Regions from separate parts of the Homo sapiens genome. Here region 2 is linked to region 1. A link is an interaction called in ENCODE POLR2A ChIA-PET data of the cell type or tissue named here. Cell type or tissue: B cell. All regions are shown on one strand. Links, peaks and the distances in the headings refer to the core of each region. The heading gives the core; the rest is flanking DNA. Region 1 overlaps SPRED3 (sprouty related EVH1 domain containing 3). Region 2 overlaps SIPA1L3 (signal induced proliferation associated 1 like 3).

Region 1 (4,382 bases), core at 1-4,000:
GAATTCCAGAGGCTGGAACCTTGGGGTTTTAGGGGCCTATGGATGACAGGATTCAAGGGGCAGCAGGTCTCTGAGGTCCGACAAGTGGGGATGGGGGAATCAGGTGTAGAGGCAACTTGGGGTTCATCAGACTAGAGAGGTTTGAATCCAAAGAAATCTGGGGTCTGAGGGTGCTGGGGTCTTGGGGCACCTCGAATCTGAACGCCTCTGGTATGGAGGGATGAAGGTCTTGGATCAGGAACAATCCCAATGTTGTAGGGTCTTGAGCCTTGCATTTGGGGGTCAGTGGCACCTTTGGGGTATTGGATCCAGTGCTCCTAAAGTACCTTAGGGTCACTCAAGGGCTGAGGGCCAAGGGCATCAGAGGTCTGGGTCACCATGAGCATCCCCTCTTCTGGGAGCTGGACTCCCAGCCCTTAAGGGGTTGGGAATCTGTGGGTAGAAAGAAGCTGAAGATTCCAGGACATTTGGGGTCTCAAAATCCAGGTCCAGGAGGGACTGCAAGAGAGGGCTATTTGAGAACTCGAGACCAGTATCTCGGGTCCTGAGGTGTTGGTGGCCTTCAGTCGCACATCTGAGGACCCCAGGCACCTCTGAGTCCTATAAATGATATCCAAAGCTCCTGAGAACCCTGGCTTGGGGGTGGGTGGACCTATGGAGGTCTTTGATCCCTGGCTTCCAGAGCATCTTGGTGTCTGATATCTGGATCTTGGGGGCTCTGGGATGGGTCTCCCAAGTCATTTTGGTAAGAGAACAGCTCGTGTTTCAGTATATCCGAGCACTCAGTGCATCTTAAGAGTCTGGGGTCCCAGGGTGTCTGGGAGTTCCCTGGACATCTTAGACTTCAGTGTTCCCGGACTGGAGGCCAGGTCTGTGGGCACTAAGTCGTGGGTAGATTTGAGGGGCAGCATCTGGAGATTCCAGAGCATAACAGAGTTTCAAACTCTGTTTGAAACTTTCTCAGGGGTCCTGCTGTCTCAGGGGTCCTGGGACTATGAGAATGTCTCAGATGTGGGGGCACCAGGTCTTAGGTGAATATTCAGGAACTGTTTGTGGGTGACTCCAGGTCCTATGGTCTCAAGATCTGATCTGGGAGTTGAATAAAGGCAGAGCCAGTTATGGGCAAGTCCTGACTAATTGTGGGGCTGTAATCTGAGGGACATGGTGCCAGGCGTGACCGGGTTCTAGGTTGTTCATTTCAACAGGGACCTGCCCTTTTCGGGATCTATGTGCTCCCTGGCCTTTCTGAGATGCAAAGTATGGGGACGCCTGGAGCCTCCTCGTGGGGTGTGGGGGTGGGGGAACGCCAGAACTCAGGACGCCTGGGACTTCTTAGACAGACACCCCAATGAAGCTGGGGCTGGGGTCTCTCAGTCCTAGGTTTGGGTTCCAGGTTCCAGGTCTGAGATCTCTCAATCCAAACTCAAGCTCCAAGTTCCGGATGTGCCTAGGTTTGGGTTTTAGGTCCGAACGGAGTCCGGGGTCCTGGACCCTCAATTTTGGGTCCTCGGGCCGGCTAGGGGACCCACCAGGCCGTCCTCACCGCGCAGCCTCCTCGTGGCGACCCCCGCAGCCGGCGCAGCCGCATCGCGCTGCGACCCAGTGGCACGCGCGCAGGGGCGCGTAGCAGCAGAGGCAGGGCACTGCCAGGGAGAGCGCGGCCAGCGCGGCCCAGCGCGCGGCGGGGCGCGGGTGGCCCGGCTCGCAGGCGCACGGGTCCGAGAAGTCGCCCTCGGCGTCCGACAGGCAGTGGTAGAGCAAGCTCTCGGCGCACCACAGGCAGCTTAGACGGCGCACCAGGAGGCGACCCGGGTCCGGGGCCTCTGCGCAGCGGCCGCCACGCCCGTCTGCTCTGCGACGGAAGAGCGCGCGGCAATGCACGCAGCGCGCTGCCTCCTCCGCTTCCGGGGAGGCCTTGGCAGGCGCAGAGGATGGGCCCGGGCCGGGGGGTGGGCGAGCGGGGGGCGCTGGGGGCGCAGCCTCGGTCAAAGGGGCAGGTAGTGCCGCTGGGGGACCCAGGGCAGCGCCCCTCAACGCGCCGGTCTTGGCGAAGCGCACGACGCAGGTGGACAGGGCGAGGGGCGCGGGTGGCCCGGAGCGCCGGTAATCCTCGTAGCCGCGGCCGCCCCACCCCAGGCCCCCTGCCCCTGCCAGGGGCTCTGAGGGTTCCGGAATCCCCGTGAACGGTAGAAGCGGAGGGTAGCTCTGCGGAACGAAGGGACAAACAGATCAGAATCCATCCCAGTCTTAGCCTCAAGGATCCAGTTCCCTAGCGCACTCTTGGGTCTGGGATTCAGATTTTCAAGACCCCAGCTTGCTTCTCTCCCAAGGTCCCTCAATCCCCACTTTTCTCCAGGGACAGACAGAGGAATCCACGCACCAACCCCACACCTTTAAGGACCCAGAGGCCGAAGGTTCCTAGTCCTGTCCTCTCTTAAGATCCAAGAGCCCCAGCTCCCAGCCCCCTCTACCTTGAGATCCAGGGGTTCTGGACCCAGCCACCTCCTCCTTAAAGGCGCAGGAGTTTGGTTCCTGGGCCTCTTTTACCCTTCTGGGTACCGACTCTCCCACCCTCCCCGTGAATTTAACAGTCCTCTTCCAGGAGTTCCCCAAATATACACTCTGAAAATGGTCCTAAACCTCTCTGGACTTCGAAACCCCTCAAAATCTCCAAGAGCGCAAGGAGACTCGGGAGGCCCGCACCCAAGCCTCCTAGAAACCCAGGCCTCCAAGCCTCTCCCTATTTCCCCGCCGCTTTCTCCCAGTCCGGCCCAGTTATCAGGTCAGCCATCCCCTGGAATCTGTGTTCCCCACCTCCCCGGGCCATGGCTCCCGCTCCCTTCGGGCCCCGAGTGCACCGCCCCATTCCCCCAGGAGCCCCAGGCTCCCAGGTCGCACCTGAGCGGAGGAGCGGCGGCGCTGGGGGGGCGTGGTCGGCCCGAAGCCTGAAGCTGACTCCATCGTGATGATGGGGGCCGCAGCGGCGCTGGGAGGAGTCTCCTGGCGGCTGTGACTGGAGGAGGAGTCGCTGTCCACGTGGGACTGGAGGAGATTGGCGGCCTCAGCGCGGGGACACGCCCCCGCACAGCCGATGCCCTCACATAGACCCCCTCCCATTGAGAGCGAGGGCTCTGCGGCCAGGAAGGCCTGGGTTCAAACCCCGGCTCTGTCACTGACTGGTTGTGTGACCTCCGGCAAGTGAGCTCACCTCTTTGAGCCTCAGTTTCCTCCTCTGTAAAACGGGGATCCTAAGAGTACCTATTCATAAGGATGCGGTTAGGGCCACTGTCAAGGGCACAGCATATGCCTGAAGTACTGGGAGAGCTGGAAATGGTTATTGTTATTTTTGTGGGACTCTTCTCCTGATCTAATCAGCTCGCCAAACCTGAGGAACATCTAATCGTCTTCCCGCTTCTCAGAATCCCTCTCCCCTGGGCAGCCAGCTGCCTTCCTCTCTCACTCCCAGCCCCACACTGTTATTGGGGCAGTCCCGCCCACTCCGAGTGCTCCCCTTCCCATGCAAACCAGCCTCTGTTCTGAAACTAGCTGAAACGACTTCTCAGACCCTTAGCTTCCTTTCTGCCACTTGGACATAACTCCTACCTTATCTGCACACTGCCTTCAATAGACATTCATTGAGCACCCACGACGTGCCAGACTCACGAAGACCACTGTGCAGATTCCAGAGGGGGCCTGGACAGCAGAGCATCTTTCCCGGGTAAGTGCTCCATGGATGGGAACTGTCTGCAACTGTTGTGGCCCCACTTCATCTCCCATGACCCTGGAACCCTCCCCTTTTCTGCCCAGGGAATCAGTTTTGTTCCTCCAGGTGTTTTAGGCAACTCCCAAGGTTTCCAGCAAGTGCCAAATTGCACCCGATATTATGTGCATTCATTCATTCCGTTTATTCAACACATATTTACTAAACACTTACTGTGTGCCAGGCACTGTTTCAGGCATTGGAGACACAGCAAGAAACGAACAAAAGATCCTTGCCGGCCTGGAGCTGACATTCTAGCATGGGAGATAGACCGTAAACTAATAGATAAGAAAATAGGCCGGGAAATACACCTGTAATCCCAGCAATTTGGGAGGCCAAAGCGGGCAGATCACAAGGTCAGGAGTTTGAGATCAGCCTGACCAACATAGTGAAATCCCGTCTCTACTAAAAATACAAAAAAAATAGCTGGGTGCCTGTAATCCCAGCTGTTTGGGAGACTGAGGCAGAAGAATCCCTTGAACCTGGGAGGTGGAGGTTGCAGTGAGCCAAGATCGTGCCCCTGCACTCCAGCCTGGGCAACAGTGCAAGATTCCGTCTCAAAAAAAAAAAAAAAAAAAAAGATAATAGTATTTTCAGAAAGGAAATAAGGAAAATGCCTTAG
Region 2 (4,382 bases), core at 90-4,089, 340 kb after region 1:
TGCCCTGTGGTCAAGCTCCCTAAGCTGCACATAGCAATGGCAGCCCCCACTCAGGACTGGCCTCAAACCTGGCTCCACTGAGCCCACACAGCATCCTGAGGAGGAAGGCCCTACTGTTCTCCCCACTTTACAGAAGGGAACAGGGAGGCTCAGAGCAGCATGTTCCTGTTGAAGAGCACCCAGTGAGGGAAAGCAGAAGAGGGACTTGAACCCAGGCAGGTCAAATCTATGGCCATTAAAACCACTGTCATCTCTAAAGATTGGGGATAGAGCCATGAACACCGGGGCACTTAATAAATGCCTGCACTCCACTCCTGGGTGACTTAAGGCAGAAATTAGGCTTATGCTTTGGAGCCAGATTGCCTAGGATCAAATTCTGGCCCTAATATGTACCAGAGGGGGTAAGTGCCACCTCGTGAGACTGCTGGTAGATCCAGCAAGATGATCCCCATAGGGCACTCCCATACTAAGGGGCACATGGCAAGCACGCGATACATCCTTTCAACAGCACCTGCACTCACAGTGCACTCATCGGGGTGAGGGGTGGGGAGCAGCAATCCAACACCCAAATGCCAGCAAGCCACCATTCACTGGTCTATCTCCAGCATCCAAAACAGGGCCATCAACAGGGTGAATCTTCCACTAGTATTTTCTGAATCCATGAAAAAAAAAAACAAAACTCAAAAATCCCAAACCAACCAGATAACCAATTAGCCAGCCAACTAGATAACCAACCGACCAGTTAACTAATCCATTACCCAAACAGCCAACCAGCTAGTTAACCAGCCAACAGGTCTCATGTCTCAGGGGCCTGTTCCCATCTCTCTTCATCTCCGCCCCATCTCTGTCCCATGTTTCTTGTCCCTGCTCCATCTCTCTGTACTCCTGTCCCCCTACCCCTCTGCATCCCTGTACCTGTCTCTCCACGGCCCTGTCCTTGTCTGTCTCTCATTCTGTTTTTCTCTATATCTCTTGCACACGTGTGCACACAGATGGCCAGGGCCCTGCACATTTCTGGCTTCTGAGTCACAACCCCACGTCAACTCACCACTAAGGATGTGTCCCAGGCAGCTTCTGCCTGGCCCCTCTGGTCACCTCCTCCCAGATTCCAAGTTCTCAACATCTGCAGGGAGGGAGGGAAGCTAAGGAATTGGCCAAGATTATTATAGAAAACAAAAGAAAGAAAAAGAAAGGCTGGGCACGGTGGCTCACACCTGTAATCCCAGCACGCTGGGAGGTCGAGGCAGGCGGATGACTTGAGGCCAGGAATTCAAGACCAGCCTAGGCAACATAGCGAGACCCCATCTCTAAAAAGAAAAAAAAAATCAGGAGGCAGATACCAAACCATGTGCTAAATAAAAGAGTCACTGGCATGTGCCGCATTGTCCTGGCCCCTGAGTTCCCTGTATTCCAGGCAGGGTCTGCCTGGCCCATTCTTACCCCACCCTGAAGTGCAATATTACAAGGGATTTGGTTACTTTAATCAGAGAACAAACCTAGAAACCCCAAGAAGTACTAATTCGGAAGAAAAGCATACTCCCACATTTAAGAAGTTAGTACTTAAGGCTGGGTGAGGTGGCTCACGCCTGTAATCCCAGCACTCTGGGAGGCTGAGGCGGGCAGATCACCTGAGGTCAGGAGTTTCAGACCAGCCTGGCCAACATGATGAAATCCCGTCTCTACTAAAAATACAAAAATTAGCTGGGTGTGGTGGCACACCCCTGTAATCCCAGCTACTCGGGAGGCTGAGGCAGGAGAATCACTTGAACCCGGGAGGCAGAGGCTGTGGTGAGCCAAAATCAGGCCATTGCACTCCAGCCTGGGCAACAAGAGCGAAACTCTGTCTCAAAAAAAAAGTTAGCACTTAAAAATCTTTCAAGCTACATATTTTATACTTTTATCTACCTACCAAGCTCATTGCAGAGCAAAGATCTGGGAGGCAGAGGCCCAGAGGTAACAGTGGTTTCTCAGGGAGGGGAGCGACGGTGTGTGCCATCTGTGCATTCATTCTGTCCTCACCACTGGGGCTCCCAAACTGTCCAAAGTCACGCACCTCTGCTCAGGCATAGCCGCAGCCCACCTGTACTATTATTTACTGAACGTGATCCTTTCAACCAACTCACTGCCTAAACCCTTAAGAATATCCATGTTGGATTCGTTTTATTTTTTTTCTAATACTCATTAAACAAAATGTACAAATATTAGAACTCATAAAGCTTGTCTGTTTATCAAGGAAAATGGGCTTTAGGACCAGAAATGCATTAACTCCAAACTAGAATGCACCTCTCGGACATGATACTAAGTGAAAAAGCCAGACAGAACAACATATACAGTTCACAACTGTTTTTATATAAAGTTCAAAACTAGGTAAACTGGAACCACGTTATTTAGAGTTGCTCATCTAGGGAACACAGCTTTCACAATGCCAGGAAATGGTGACTGTGAAGTGCAGAGAGCAGTTGCTTTTAGAAAGAGGGTTCTGGTCACGTGCGGTGGCTCATGCCTGTAATCCCAGCACTCTGAGAGGCTGAGGTGGGCGGGTTACCTGAGCTCAGAAGTTCGAGACCAGCCTGGCCAACATGGCAAAACCTCGTCTCTACTAAAAGTACAAAAATTAGCCAAGTGTTGTGGCAGGTGCCTGTAATCCCAGCTACTTGGGAGGTGAGGCAGGAGAATTGCTTGAACCTGGAGGCGGAGGCTGCAGTGACCGGAGATTGCACTACTGCACTCCAGCCTGGGTGACAGAGTGAGACTCTGTCTCAAAAAAAAGGAAAAAAAAAGGGTTCTGGTGGCCAGAGCCCATGGGGGTTCCAGGCTGCCAGCAGGTTCTCTTTCTGGACCCGGGTTACCTGAGTGCTTGCTTTGGAATTCTTCGGTAAACTGTGTATTCACGTTTTACATGCTTGTCTGTATGTATGTTCCATTTCACAATAACAGAATTTTAAAGTCTTTTGTATTGCATGAGTTATTTTTAAACAGTGAGATTTTACTCTTGTATGACATAAGCAACTTTAAAATGTATACAAATGTATTTTAAAATCTCAGCTAACATGGTGAAACCCCATCTCTATGAAAAATACAAAAATTAGCTAGGCGTGGTGGCAGGCACCTGTAGTCCCAGCTACTCAGGAGGTTGAGGCAGGAGAATCACTTGAACCTGGGAGGTGGAGGCTGCAGTGAGCCGAGATAGTGCAGCCTGGGCAACAGAGCGAGACTCCGTCTCAAAAAAAAAAAAAAAAAAAAATCTCAGCTGTTTGCTGGGCATGGTGGCTCACACCTGTAATACAAGCCCTTTGGGAGGCTGAGGCAGTGAGCATAGCTTGAGCCCAGGAGTTTGAAACCAGCCTGGGCAACAGTGAGACCCCATCTCTACCAAAAAAAAAAAAAATGAGCTGAGTATGGTGACATGCACCTGTAGACTCAGCTACTCAGGAAGCTGAGGCGGGAGGATCACTTGAGCTATGATGGTGCCACTGCACTCCAACCTGGGTGACAGGGCAAGACTTTGTCTTTTTTTTTTTTTTTTTTTTGAGACAGAGTTTCACTCTTGTTACCCAGGCTGGAGTGCAGTGGCGGGATCTCAGCTCACTGTAACCTCTGCTTCCTGGTTTCAAGTGATTCTCCTGCCTCAGCCTCCCCAGTAAGCTGGGATTACAGGCATGCACCACCACGCCTGGCTAATTTTCTATTTTTAGTAGAGACAGGGTTTCACCATGCCAGCCAGGCTGCTCTAGAACTCCTGACCTCAAGTGATCCACCTGCCTCAGCCACCCAAAGTGCTGGGATTACAGGCGTGAGCCACCGCACCTGGCCAAGACTCTGTCTTAAAAAACAAAACAAAACAACAAAAAACTCAGCTGTTTGATCACCCTCTGTGCCACCCCAGTCACTCTCATGCCATAGCTTGAGATTCACTTTCTCTCTCCTATAAGAGATTTCCACTCCCAGAACCTGCAGGGCCACTTCGCCTGGATGAACACAAACATTGCGGGCTGCCTGGGGGAATGTGCACTCCCTCCGAGCCCAGAGGGAGTCAGGGAGAGCGGGGCACCCTCACAGAGGCAGTTTCAGGACAACTCTCCATATGTGACAGCTGGGGACAGAGGGGAGGCGCCTCTACCCACCTGAGACATGCAGGGGGGCACCTGTCTTCCTTCCCAGTGGGGAGAGGTGTGTGGGAATGGGGGTTGTGGGGCCAGGCTACTGTTAGGAATGAGCACTCCAGCCCCACCCTTCAGCAGCACCACAGAAGGCTCTAGAAAGGCTCTAGTTATGACCCTCGCTGGATGTGAAGCTCTTCTCAAGCCCGAGGGACCAGCTGGCAGATGGCGAGGGCCTGCTGTTCTGTTTGCTCAACACCATAATCAAACATCCTGCTCCGG

The links. ChIA-PET counts read pairs that join two places held together with the same protein. Peaks named below come from ENCODE experiments on the same cell type or tissue, not always from the same donor. Only the 100,000 strongest peaks of a DNase experiment are listed, where the experiment ranks them.
Region 2: POLR2A ChIA-PET joins it to region 1 with 8 read pairs; 3 of 35 experiments call an interaction of 5 or more read pairs at or near these places.

Annotation. Positions count from the first base shown.
Region 1 is chr19:38,393,303-38,397,684 of GRCh38, reverse strand. SPRED3 (sprouty related EVH1 domain containing 3) reads right to left here. Exons shown (of 6, transcript NM_001394336.1): 5 at 2,899-3,042; 6 at 1-2,205. The coding sequence ends at 1,540. Among named protein-coding and RNA genes, the nearest start is that of SPRED3, 6.8 kb to the right of the region's middle. In B cell, for the core only: no CTCF peak of the experiment used is centred there; DNase peaks (open chromatin) are centred at 1,754, 2,124, 2,222 and 2,984; H3K4me3 peaks cover 1,759 bases; H3K27me3 peaks cover 2,456 bases.
Region 2 is chr19:38,058,174-38,062,555 of GRCh38, reverse strand. The region is part of intron 2 of SIPA1L3 (signal induced proliferation associated 1 like 3); the gene reads right to left. Among named protein-coding and RNA genes, the nearest start is that of SNORD152, 100 kb to the left of the region's middle. In B cell, for the core only: no CTCF peak of the experiment used is centred there; a DNase peak (open chromatin) is centred at 2,445; H3K4me3 peaks cover 366 bases; H3K27ac peaks cover 3,750 bases.